Regions from separate parts of the Homo sapiens genome. Here region 1 is linked to region 2. The links are chromatin contacts, found by Hi-C or POLR2A ChIA-PET in ENCODE. All regions are on one chromosome and are shown on one strand. Each heading gives the region's core, a stretch centred on a gene start or an enhancer-like site at or near the end of the contact. The rest is flanking DNA. Distances are from core to core; before and after follow the strand shown. Region 1 overlaps RBM47 (RNA binding motif protein 47). Region 2 has its middle 20 kb from the start of RBM47-AS1.

Region 1 (5,934 bases), core at 1,234-3,733, 170 kb before region 2:
CGTGTATGGAGAAGTGCTCTGATTTGAACCACCTCCATAAGATGGGTAAATTTTCTTCATATCATCTCCCTAAAATAGGTAATCTAGTTCCCACTTAAGTCAGATCTTATTTTTTATAATTTTAATAACTTTTAAATAATTACCCTTAAAGTTATAGAGTTTTACCTAGAGAATCTGAACTAGTTATTCCCATCCAATTTGTTTCTTTGCTATTGCATTTTTTTTTTTTTTTTTTCTGAGACAGGGTCTCGCTCTGTCACCCAGGCTGGAGTATAGTGGCATGATCTCGACTCACTACAACCTCCACCTCCCGGGTTCAAGTGGTTCTCCTGCCTCAGCCTCCTGAGTAGCTGGGACTACAGGCGCGTGCCACCATGCCCAGCTAATTTTTTGTATTTTTAGTAGAGATGGGGTTTCAGTGTGTTAGCCAGGATGGTCTCAGTCTCCTGACCTCGTGATCCGCCAGTCTTGGCCTCCCAAAGTGCTGGGATTACAAGCGTGAGCCACCGTGCCTGGCTGCATTTTTTTTTTTTTTAATTTAAGATAGAGTCTCGCTCTGTTGCCCAGGCTGGAGTGCAGTGGCATGATCTTGGCTCACTGTAGCCTCCGCCTCCCAGGTTCAAGTGATTCTTCTGCCTCAGCCTCCTGAGTAGCTGGGAGTACAAGTGCACGCCACCATGTCTGGCTAATTTTTTGTTATTTTAGTGGAGATGGGGTTTCACCATATTGCCCAGGCTGGTCTTGAACTCCTGACCTCAAGTGATCTGCCCTCCCTGGCCTCCCAAAGTGCTGGAATTACAGGCGTGAGCCATCGTGCCCAGCTTGCTATCACATTTTGAGCACCTACTGTGTGTAGCATTGTGCCAAGCACTTTGTGTGCGTTACCCCTTAGCCCTTACAGCAGGCCCTGCTACACAGCACCATTTACAGATGAGGAACTGAGGCAGTGAGAAGTCATATCTCTTGTCCTAGGTAACATAATAACTCTAGAAGTTAAGGTAGAAGAGAAAATGATAGAAAAGGCCATAAGCAAAGCTTTCAGATGGAAGAACAATGAAATCTAAGTGGTGGGCATGTAGAAAGAAAAAGCTAAGAACACTGAAAATGAATGGAAGTAGAAAATGGAGGCAGAGGGAGGCCATTTATTCTACAATTGTCTATAAGTGTCAGGAGGAAAATCCTATGTGTCAAAAGACAAAATTGCAACAAATTTAGTTTAAAGTTCTCAATTGCTTTTATTTGAGTTTCTAGAATCGGGCAACACTTCCTTCCATATTATAGGAAAAGGGTTCCAGTCAGCCGAGCAGAAGAGCTTGGCTTTATAAAGTAGAAGGAAAGAACTTAAAGTATATTAATTGTTTCAAAGATACTTTTTTTGTAAGGAATGGGACAACAGGAGACAGAACAACAGAAAAATAACATCAGATTACTTTAAGGATTAAAGCAGGGAGTTTCATTATGCCAATTAAAGATTTGAAACTGGCCCATTTAAGAAATTTGGTGTTATTTCTTCGTCCTGATTACTGAGAAGGTCAGACAACAACTTAGTTTCTGTTTTGTGATGTGGAACTTTAGCCTGGGTGACTCCATTTTGATTTTCAGTCTGGTCTATTGGGCCCTAGTTGCAGAAGTTTAGTCCAAAACAGTGACCTCCTATAATTCTTTTTTTCTTTTTTTAAGAGAAGAGGTCTTGCTGTGTTGTCTAGGCTGGCCTTGACCTCCTAGGCTCAAGCCATCTTCCCATCTCAGCCCCCTGAGTAGCTGGGACTACACGCACGCACCACCGCTCCTAGCTTCCTGTAATTTTTATTGGACAGTTTGTTGGTTTCTTCACCAGGGAGTAACACAATGGTACCACATTTATCTAATCTTGAGATATGTGCTGAAGTAGGAAAAAACTCCAGAGTTTTAAACGGTCTGTGATAAGGCAGAGATTTGGGGCTTTGGGTTTCTGGTTTGTTGCATTCCTGTTTCTTTGTGACTATCAGCTTATCCCAGACTTTTTTTTTTTTTAAGTATGAGATACCATAAGGGAGGATCAGGAAAGGGAAAACAGGATTTTTAAAAAAATTGGAACAGGGAATAAATAGCAGAGAGGAACATCCTTTTTTTTTTTTTTAAACAGAATCTAACCAGGTACCCATTATACGATCTGCATTTGTCTGGACTGTCACTTGAGCTGTTCTCTGAGCTGTCTTCATGTAACTATTAACTCCCTGATCTTTCTGAGGCTGCCTGTGTGAGGTGGCAGCCTTGTTTAGTCGGCAAACAAGCTGTTGCTGAGGACTCTTGACAACATGAGCAGGCATTTCCCAGTTTGAGGAAGTCCCTGTGGCCTGTGTTAGATTCGGCCACCAGCATGCACAGAGCTGAAGCGTGGGTGCAGGCATTGGCTAGATGGGGTTCAGCCCCTTTCCCAGAACTGAAACTGGTCCCAATCCATCTCTTGGCTCAGCACTCCAGGAAGGCTATTTGAGGAAGCAAACCTATAAGGAACTAAGAACAGTCATGTGTTCATGATTGACTCACTCAGGGTTTCCTCTTTAGCACGTGACCCTCAGGCCACCCATTCCTTGGAGTGGGCTGAAAGTTAATGATTCGTTACTGCCAGGGACGCTTTATTTGAGCAACTCCTTTTTTTCTCCTGGCTTGAGTCACAGGTAGCATTCAGCATGGACTTTGGAGCCAGCCTGTCTGAATCTAATCACTCAGCTCCACCAGCTCTGTGACCCTGGGAAAGTTATTTAATGTCATCCTATCTCAGTTTCTTCATCTATAAAATGGGTATCATCATCATCATCATCAGGATTTCTGTGAATATTATATGAGATAACACATGCAAAGTGTTTACAACAGTGCCTGCCACACGGGAATTTAAAGTATCTAGAAAGTGAAACAACCCTCAGTTGCTAACTTCAAAAATAGAAATGAGCTGAGCTTGCACCTGTAATCCCAGCACCCTGAGGGGCTCAGGCAAGAGGATCACTTGAGGCCAGAAGTTTGAGGCTGCAGTGAGCCATCCATGATCATGCCACTGCACTCCAGCCTGGGCGATAGAGTGAGACCCTGTCTCTTTTAAAAAAGAAAAATGACAAATGATTTCTCATTGTGATGTTAGTATGTTACGTTTGTCTGATATTTTACAGTTTCCAAAATGCTTTCATATATGTTATGTAAGTTGATCACAGGGGCTAGGTAGTAGTTAGAAAGTTTCACCTTTGTAAGAAATAGGCTTGGAGGCCAGGCATGGTGGCTGTTGCTATGTTGCTCAGGCTAGGAGTTCAAGACCAGCCTGGGCGACATAGCAAGACCCCATCTCTACAAAAAAATTTTTTTAAAAAATTGATCAGGCATAAATATGATTGTGGGTGACAGGGGGAGACCCTGTCTCCGCCCCCCCCCAAAAAAAAAAAAAAAACAGAAAAGAGAAAGAAAAAAAGAAATAGGCTGAAGAAAGGGCATAATCTGGGAAAGATAAGGGAAAGCATGTAAGGGATCCTTTCTCAAGGAATGCATTCCATTGCCTGGGGCACTGCCCCAGGAGGAGGTGAGGAAAGATGCCTCTTAGCAAGCTATGTGAGCCTGCAGGGAAGGAACACTTCCCCAGTGTCCGATCCAAAGGAGAACCCTGCCTTGGGTGGCGACAGAACCAGATGAGCTATTAACAATGCCCTCCTGGCCACCAGCACTGGCAGGCCCCCATTTCTTCTGGGCTTCCTCTGGATCAGAGAGCACCTCTGAGATCAGACCCTTTCTCTCCCTGCTGGAGCCAGGCCTCAGGAGCTTGGTAATGTGTGAGAACAAGCACAGAGGAAACCATGAAGGAATCTGAGGTTTCTCTTCAAAAGAGAGAAAATTCCAGATGACCAAATATCACTGTACTCTTGGCGGACAGAATGGCTTCATTTGTCCTTTCAGTGCTAAAACCAGGACAGTCCTGGGCAAACTGGCATGGGTTGGTCACTCAGACACACAGTAGCCCTTATCAAAGTGGTCCAACGGGGATTAAGGACAAAACCATTAAGTATTCAAATTTTAAGTATTCAGTTAACTTGGGGAGACTTCTTTATAGGTAGCTATTCCTTGGTAGTTTTTTTTTTTTTTTTGAGATGGAGTTTCGCTCTTGTTGCCCAGGCTGGAGTGCAGTGGCACGATCTCGACTCACCGCAACCGCTGCCTCCCAGGTTCAAGCGACTTTCCTGCCTCAGCCTCCTGAGTAGCTGGGATTAAAGGGGCCCGCCACCACTCCTGGCTAATTTTGTATTTTTAAGTAGAGACCGGGTTTCTCCATGTTGATCAGGCTGGTCTCGAACTCCTGACCTCAGGTGATCCGCCTGAATCAGCCAAAAAGCTGGGATTATAGGTGTGAGCCACCACGCCCAGCTTCCTTGGTATTTCTTTATAGGTAGCTGTATTAATAACATTCCCTTTGTGAATTACAGTGTCTGTTCAGTGTTTCTGTAGGGCCAGTATTCTTCAATGTAGGGTTTCTCAATCTTGGCACAGTTGATATTTTGGATTGTTTTAAGGGGTTTTCCTGTGCATTATAGGATGTTTAGCAGTATGCCTGTGCTTATTAGAAGCCAGTAGCACCCACCACCAAAAATGTCTTCATGCGTTGCCAGATAACTTCTTGGGGACCCAAATGGTTCCCAATTGAAAACTATTGCCTTGAGGGGTCTATGGCAGCTCCCATGTTTTAGGGGAATTGACCCAAACTGATTATCTTCGTAACCTATCTGATGTTCTCTTCATTTTTTGTTCTTTTCCTCCAGTTTTGCCAATTCTGATGCTTTTTCTTTCTTCTTTGATACAGAGTCTCACTCTGTTGCCCAGGCTAGAGTGCAGTTGTGTGATCTTGGCTCAATGCAACCTCTGCCTCCGGGGTTCAAGTGATTCTTCTGCCTCAGCCTCCCGAGTAGCTGAGATTACAGGCATATGCCACCACACCTGGCTAATTTCTGTATTTTTAGTAGAGATGGGATTTCACCACGTTGGCCAGGCTGGTTTTGAACTCCTGATCTCAGGTGATCTGCCCACCTCAGCTTCCCAAAGTGCTGGGATTACAGGCGTGAGCCACCACACCCAGCCCATTTCCAATACTTTGATAGCTTCCTTGACTTTTTCATCTTCCCTGTCATCTATAATCTTGTGATTACCTATGAGATTCTAAAACATACCTACAGAATACAGGTTTGTCTAACGTTCTGAAAAGAGTCATTCTGTTGAATTATTTTTGGAATCTGGAAATTCTTTCTTCTAACTTTTCAGTTTGTCTCAGTCGGGTGTCCCCTGAGGTTCTCTGGAATCAAACAAATAAAAGTCTTTATTTCTTAGAAAAACCAGAATTAAACTCGGTCTTAACTGAAAAGCTTGTTTCTTCTCATGGTACTAGTTTTACCCAGTCTATTTCTGAAATAATGAGATTATATTTTATGTAAAACTTTAGGAGGAGTTTCCTACACTCTGGGAGAATATTTAGATCTCGGAAGTCTAATAACCCACAACAACTGCAGAGAGGCTGCAGAACGGAAGACCATTTGCACAATCTGGATTCTTCCACCTCGTGCAGTCAGCCCTGTTCTTCCTCATTATTTAAGTGAAAAATATTCTAAACACTGCTCTTCGGTTGCTATGAAAGCTTTGTGGCAAAAGGTCATCTGATCCACCATAGCCTTTAACAAATGAAAATTTAAACCAAAGATGTCTAATACAATTTTATAAAGTTTTACAGAAATGGAAATTATGATTATCTTTCTTAGGAAACTGTTCCAATTTTTCATTACCCTCAAAGTCAAAGTTTATTTTTCTTTCTTTCTTTCTCTTTCTTTCTTTCTTTCTTTCTTTCTTTTTCTTTCTTTCTCTCTCTCTCTCTTTCTTTCTTTCTTTCTCTCTCTCTCTCTTTCTTTCTTGCTTTTCTTTTTTTAGACAGAG
Region 2 (6,342 bases), core at 3,573-6,072:
ATCCTCCCACATCAGCCTCCTGAGTAGCTGGGATTGCAGGAACACACCACCACACCTGGCTAATTTTTTTTAATTTTTATTTTTTTGTAGAGACAGGGTTATGCCATGTTGTCCTGGCTGGTGTGGAACTCTTGGACTTAAGCAATCTACCTGCCTTAGCCTCCCAAAGTGCTGGGATTACAGGCATGAGCCACCACACCCGGCCTTTTTTTGTTTCTTGTACTTTTGGTGTCACATCTGAGAATCCATTGTCAAATCCAAGGTCATGCAGATTTTCCCTTATGTCTTATTTGAAGAATTTTATAGTTTATAGTTAGATCTTTGATTCATTTTTAGTTAATCTTTGCTTATTGTGTGATATAAGGGTCCAACTTCATTCTTTTTGATATTTCATTGTCCCAGCACAATTTGTTGAAGACCATTATTTCCCTATTGAGCAGTCTTGGCACCCTTATCATAAATCAATTGACCATAGATGTATGGGTTTGTTTCTAGATTCTCAATTCTATTTCACTGGTCTACATGTCTACCCTTATGCTGGTACTGCACCATCTTGATTACCATAGCTTTGTAGTAAGTTTTAAAATTGGGAAGATGCTAATGTACCTTCAAAAATAAAAATAAGGCCGGGCATGGTAGCTCATGCCTGTAATCCCAGCACTTTGGGAGGCCAAGGTGGGTGGATCACCTGAGGTCGGGAGTTTGAGACCAGCCTGACCAACATGGTGAAACTCTGTCTCTACTAAAAATACAAAAAATTAGCCGGGTGTGGTGGTGTGCACCTGTAATCCCAGCTACTAGGGCGCCTGAAGCAGGAGAATCACTTGAACCTGGGAGACAGAGGTTGCAGTAAGCCAAGATCATGCCATTGCACTCCAGCCTGGGCAACAAGAGCAAAACTCCATCTCAAAATAAAGAAATAAATAAAAATAAAATAAATAAATAAGTAAAATAAAATCAAATTGGAAAGAGTGAGTCCTCTAACTTTATTCTTCTTTTTCAAGATTATTTTGGCTATCAGGGTCCCTTGTAATTTTGTATAAATTTTAGGATCAATTTTTCCATTTCTTCAAAAAAAACTGTTGGGACTTTTATAAGTAAGTGTTGCATTGAATCTGTAGATCACTTAGTGAAGTATTGCTCTCTTAACAAAATTAAATGATCCAATTCATGAACACAAGATGTTTTTCCTATTTACATGTTCTTTATTTATTTCAGCAATGTTTTATAGTTTTTAGTGTACAAGTCTTTTGTTTGTTTCTATCCTTTTTTTTTTTTTTTTTTTTTTTGAGACAGGGTCTCACTGTGTTACCCAGGGTGGGTCCACACTCCTAGGCTCAAGCAATCCTCCTGCCTCAGCCTCCCAAAGTGCTGGCATTACAAGTGTGAGCCACCATGCCCAGTGTCAGTGTACAAGTCTCCTATATCTTAGTTAAATTTATTCCAAAGTATTTTATTCTTTTTGATGCTATTGTAAATGGAATTGTTAATTTCATTTTTGGATTATTTCTAGTATATAAAATTACATCTGATTTTTGTGTGGTTTTAGCACCCATTTTAGTTATTTGTTTCATTTCTCAGATTATTCAGAATATGGAAGGGGAAAACAAGTGCTATTTACCAGGATTCTTTCAGAAACCAATACTTGATATACATACATTTGGCAGCCAAGAACATGAGATAAAGAAGATCAGACAGGAAGAACATGCACAATGACAAAGGAGGCAGGATGCAAATAGAACTTTGAGGAACATCAACAATTAGAGGGCAGTTAGAAAAAGAGGAGCCATGCATGTATCTGAGAAGCCACAGTCAGAGAAGCAGGAGGGTGGATTAGTCCGTTTTCATGCTGCTGATAAAGACATACCCAAGACTGGGCAATTTACAAAAGAAGGTGGTTTAATGGACTTACAGTTCCACATGGCTGGGGAGGCCTCACAATCATGGTGGAAGGCAAGGAGGAGCAAGTCACGTCTTACATGGATGGTGGGAGGTAAAGAGTGAGCTCATGCTGGAAAACTACCCCTTATAAAATCATCAGATCTCATGAGACTTATTCACTATTATGAGAACAGAATTGGAAAGACCTGCCCCCATGATTCAATTACCTCCCACCAGGTCCCTCCCACAACACATGGGAATTTGAGATGAGATTTGGGTAGGGACACGGCCAAACCATATCATTCTGCCCTGGCCCCTCCCAAATCTCATGTCTTCACATTTCAAAACCAATCACACCTTCTTAACAGTCCCCCAAAGTCTTAAGTCATTTCAGCATTAACTCAAAAGTCCCCAATCCAAAGTCTCATTCCAGACAAGGCAAGCCCTTCTGCCTATAAGCCTGTAAAATTGAAAGCAAATTAGTTATTTCTTAGATACAATGGGAGTACAGGCATGGGTAAATACAGCCATTACAAATGGGAGAAATGGGCCAGAACAAGGGACTACAGGCCCCATGCAAGTCTGAAATCCAGCAGGGCAGTCAAGTCTTAAAGCTCCAAAATGGCCTCCTTTGCTTCCATGTCTCACATCCAGGTCACACTGATGCAAAAGGTGGGTTCCCATGGTCTTGGGCAGCTCCACCCCTATGGCTTTGCAAGGTACAGCCTCCCTCCCAGCTTCTTTCACAGGCTGGTGTTGAGTGTCCGTCACTTTCAGGCACACGGTGCAAGCTGTCAGTGGATCTACCATTCTGGAGTCTGGAGGATGATGGTCCTCTTCTCACAGCTCCACTAGGCAGTGCCCCAGTAGGGACTCTGTGTAGGGGCTCTGACCCCACATTTCCTTTCCACACTACCCTAGCAGAGGTTCTCCATGAGGGCCCCGCCCTGCAGCAAACTTATGCCTGGGCATCCAGGTGTTTCCATACATTCTCTGAAATTTAGGTGGAGGTTCCCAAACCCCAATTCTTGATTTCTGTGCACTTGCAGGCTCAACACCATATGGAAGTGGCCAAGGCTTAGGGCTTGCACCCTCTGAAGCCATGGCTCAAGCTCTACATTGGCCCCTTTCAGCCACGGCTGGAGGAGTGGCTGAGATGCAGGGCACCAAATCACTAGACTGCACCCGGCCCACAAAACCATTTTTTTTCTCCTAGGCCTCTGGGCCTGTGATGGGAGTGGCTGCAAAGTTCTCTGACATGCCCTGGAGACATTTTCCCCATTGTCTTGGTGATTAACATTTGGCTCCTCATCACGTATGCAAATTTCTGTGGCCAGCTTGAATTTTTCCCCAGAAAATGGGACTTTCTTTTCTATCACATTGTCAGGTTGCAAATTTTCCGAACTTTTATGCTCTGCTTCCCTTGTAAAACTGAATGCCTGAGCCAGGCATGGTGGCTCACGCCTGTAATCCTAACACTTTGGGAAGCAAGGTGGGTGGATCACCTGAGGTCAGGAGTTCAAAACCGGCCTGGCCAACATGGTGAAACCCCATCTCTACTAAAAATACAAAAAATTAGCCAGGCGTGGTGGTGCATGCCTGCAATCCCAGCTACTTGGGAGGCTGAGGCAGAAGAATTGCTTGAACCTGGGAGGCAGAGGTTGCAGTGAGCTGACATTGCACCATTGCACTACAGCCTGGGCAACAAGAGTGAAACTCCATCTCAAAAAACAAAACAAAAAAAACTGAATGCCTTTAACAGCACCTAAGTCACCTCTTGAATGCTTTGCTTCTTAGAAATTTCTTCCGCCAGATACCCTAAATCATCTCTCTCAAGTTCAAATTTTCACAAATCTCTAGGGCAGGTGCAAAATGCTGCCAGTCTCTTTGCTAAAACATAACAAGAGTCACCTTTGCTCCAGTTCCCAACAAGTTCCTCATTTCAGCTGAGACCACCTCAGCCTGGATTTCATTGTCCATATCATTATCAGCATTTTGGTCAAAGCCCTTCAACAAGTCTCTAAGGAGTTCCAGTCTTTCCCACATTTTCCTGTCTTCTTCTGAGCCCTCCAAACTGCCCAACCTCTGCCTGTTACCCAGTTCCAAAGTTGCTTCCACATTTTTGGGTATCTTTCCAGCACTGCCCCACTCTACTGGTACCAATTTACTGTATTAGTCTGTTTTCACGCTGCTCATAAAGACATACCTGAGTTTATATATATTTTTTATTTCTATTTTTCTTGTATTTACAAGCCCATAACTAACATCGTAAGGTTTATGTATTTTACTTTCAGTAATGGCTGTGTTTAACCATTGGCTTGTCTAATTTCTGAAAATTTCACAATCAGCTCTCAGGAACCAGCAAAAGCCAGCTCCAGCCTGGGCTATAGGCATACTTTGAGCTAAGTGACACGTCCTTGCACAAAAGGAAGAGCAAGGACCACGGGGTCAGACAGACCTTTCTCAGACTTTCTTCTTAAGATAATCTGGGCCAGTCACTGAATCTCAGTTTCTTTATCAATAAAATAGGTGATAATATTAACCTCTTGAGGTTGTGATAAAGATTAGAGATCAATATGTAGAGACTGATCCATAATAAGGGTTCAAAATTACCAGAATAATCTTATTTTGCTATAGCTTTAAGCACAGCTTTAATACACAGAAAGATAATTGGGAGTGACCCAGGGTACAGTTGAGAGTTACCACGTCCCTCATTAAGTGTGGCATTTGTGTGAGGAAACAGATGCACAGAAGTTTCGCTTACTATATACTTCGCATGGACAGAGCACTGGAAACCTTTTCTCCAGCAGTATGGGAACAGGGCGAGCAGAGTATCAAGCTTGTGACAACCCTAGAAATGAGTGACTCAGCCTGTGATTGTATGGCCCCTCCAAGGCCTTCCTGGCTCCCCAGATGTATCCCTGACAGATGACTCAGAAACTTGACAACTCCACCTTTTAAATCTCAAATGTGTTACCTAAGTGGAGCAAGTTTCCCTTGAGCACGTCACATGGATCAGCTTATCAGTCAGCCCGGAGGACAGAGAACAGGGCCCCAGAGGAAAGGCACATGGGACAGGTAGTGTTTACGGGACAGAGGGAAGGAGGACTAGGGCAGAGGTTCTGGTGTGGAGTAGGGCCTTGCAGGGGACGGCTGGGACATGAAGGAAGGAAAAGACACCAAGCAGCAGGAGAGGGATGGGGCAAGAAGAGACACAAACCCAGCTCGGCCCCAACTCCCAGGGCTGTGAGGAACCTCTGATTTCACACCACCATATGAGAAAGCTAACATTCTCTTTGCTTTCTGTGTCCTCAGCGACAAGGGCCATGGATACAACTAATCAGGAAGTAAGTGCACAGTGGCTGGCACTTGATCCAACTTTAACTCGTTTGTCAACATTTCACAGCCTTTTTGGAGAGGTCTATGGAAAGCTGAGCTGAGAGCTATAATTCTTTCGTTCTGAGGAGGCCAGGTAGTTTCTTCTCCCTGTTGTACTGGTCTCTTACGAAACAGCAGCGCTTGCAACCTGCCAATCATGTCATGCCATGTCTTAGATGTGGAAAATCCAGCATTCTGACAAACCCACCAACAAAACAGGGTCTCACTTTAGAGAGTGGTGGCTGAGAGAGTGTTGGAAACCTGGCTTTGGCTGGGCGTGGTGGCTCACGCCTGTAATCCCAGCACTTTGGGAGACTGAGCCAGGCTGATCACCTGAGGTCAAGAGTTCGAGACCAGCCTGGCCAACATGGTGAAACTCCATCTCTACTAAAAATACAAAAAAAAAATTAGCCAGGTGTGGTGGCAGGAGCTTGTAATCCCAGCTACTTGGGAGGATGAGGCAGGAGAATCGCTTGAACCTGGGAGGTGGAGGTTGTAGTGAACCAAGATCACACCACTGCACTCCAGCTTGGGTGATAAGAGTGAAACACTGTCTCAAAAAAAAAAAAAAAAAAAAAAAGCAAAGAAAGAAAGAAAAGAAAAGGAAACCTGACTTTGTGCTAAGCTGGGGGGCTCCCCTGGGCAAGTCACCTGCCTTCTCTGGGCTTCCATTTTCTTTGTGTGAATCAGAGATTATAGCACCTATCCTGCAAGGTTGTGGTGAGGAGACATAAGGCAGGTAAAAGCTTTACCCTATAGCAGGTAACACAGTAGGAGCTTAATAAGTTGGGGCGACTGGTGTTATTTATACTGGGCCTGCGTGACCTTGGGCAAGTTATTTCATCTTTCTGCGTCTTAGTTTCCTCATTTGTGCACTGTGGGCCAGATGATCCAGGAGACATCTACTGGTTCTGCATTCTATTATTCTACGACAAACAAGATTCTTTGCCTTAGCTCTGGCCCTGCCTATCTAAGTAAGGGATTAGGCCATTTGCTTTTGCTGTTGCAATGCTCAGATAGCAAAGGCCTTTGACAACTGAGAAGGCTTGTTCACTCCCTCCCCTTGAACTGAGTTCTGAGGCT

What was found. Hi-C counts contacts between places; a loop is a spot of excess contacts on that map. ChIA-PET counts read pairs that join two places held with the same protein, here RNA polymerase II (POLR2A).
Region 1: a map of Caco-2 shows a loop between it and region 2 (6-fold over the local background). The contact joins two enhancer-like sites. A Hi-C loop is called at or near these places in 1 of 168 maps with a recorded cell type or tissue (Caco-2). POLR2A ChIA-PET finds 5 or more read pairs at or near these places in 1 of 52 experiments (K562).

Annotation. Positions count from the first base shown.
Region 1 is chr4:40,573,725-40,579,658 of GRCh38, reverse strand. The region is part of intron 1 of RBM47 (RNA binding motif protein 47); the gene reads left to right. Among named protein-coding and RNA genes, the nearest start is that of RBM47, 53 kb to the left of the region's middle. RefSeq lists enhancers at 2,131-2,330, 2,351-2,520. Within about 2 kb of position 2,483, at least 33 of the 41 ENCODE cell types and tissues checked have a DNase peak (open chromatin) inside an H3K27ac peak, as active enhancers do.
Region 2 is chr4:40,403,296-40,409,637 of GRCh38, reverse strand. No RefSeq gene overlaps it. Among named protein-coding and RNA genes, the nearest start is that of RBM47-AS1, 20 kb to the left of the region's middle. Within about 2 kb of position 4,822, at least 12 of the 41 ENCODE cell types and tissues checked have a DNase peak (open chromatin) inside an H3K27ac peak, as active enhancers do.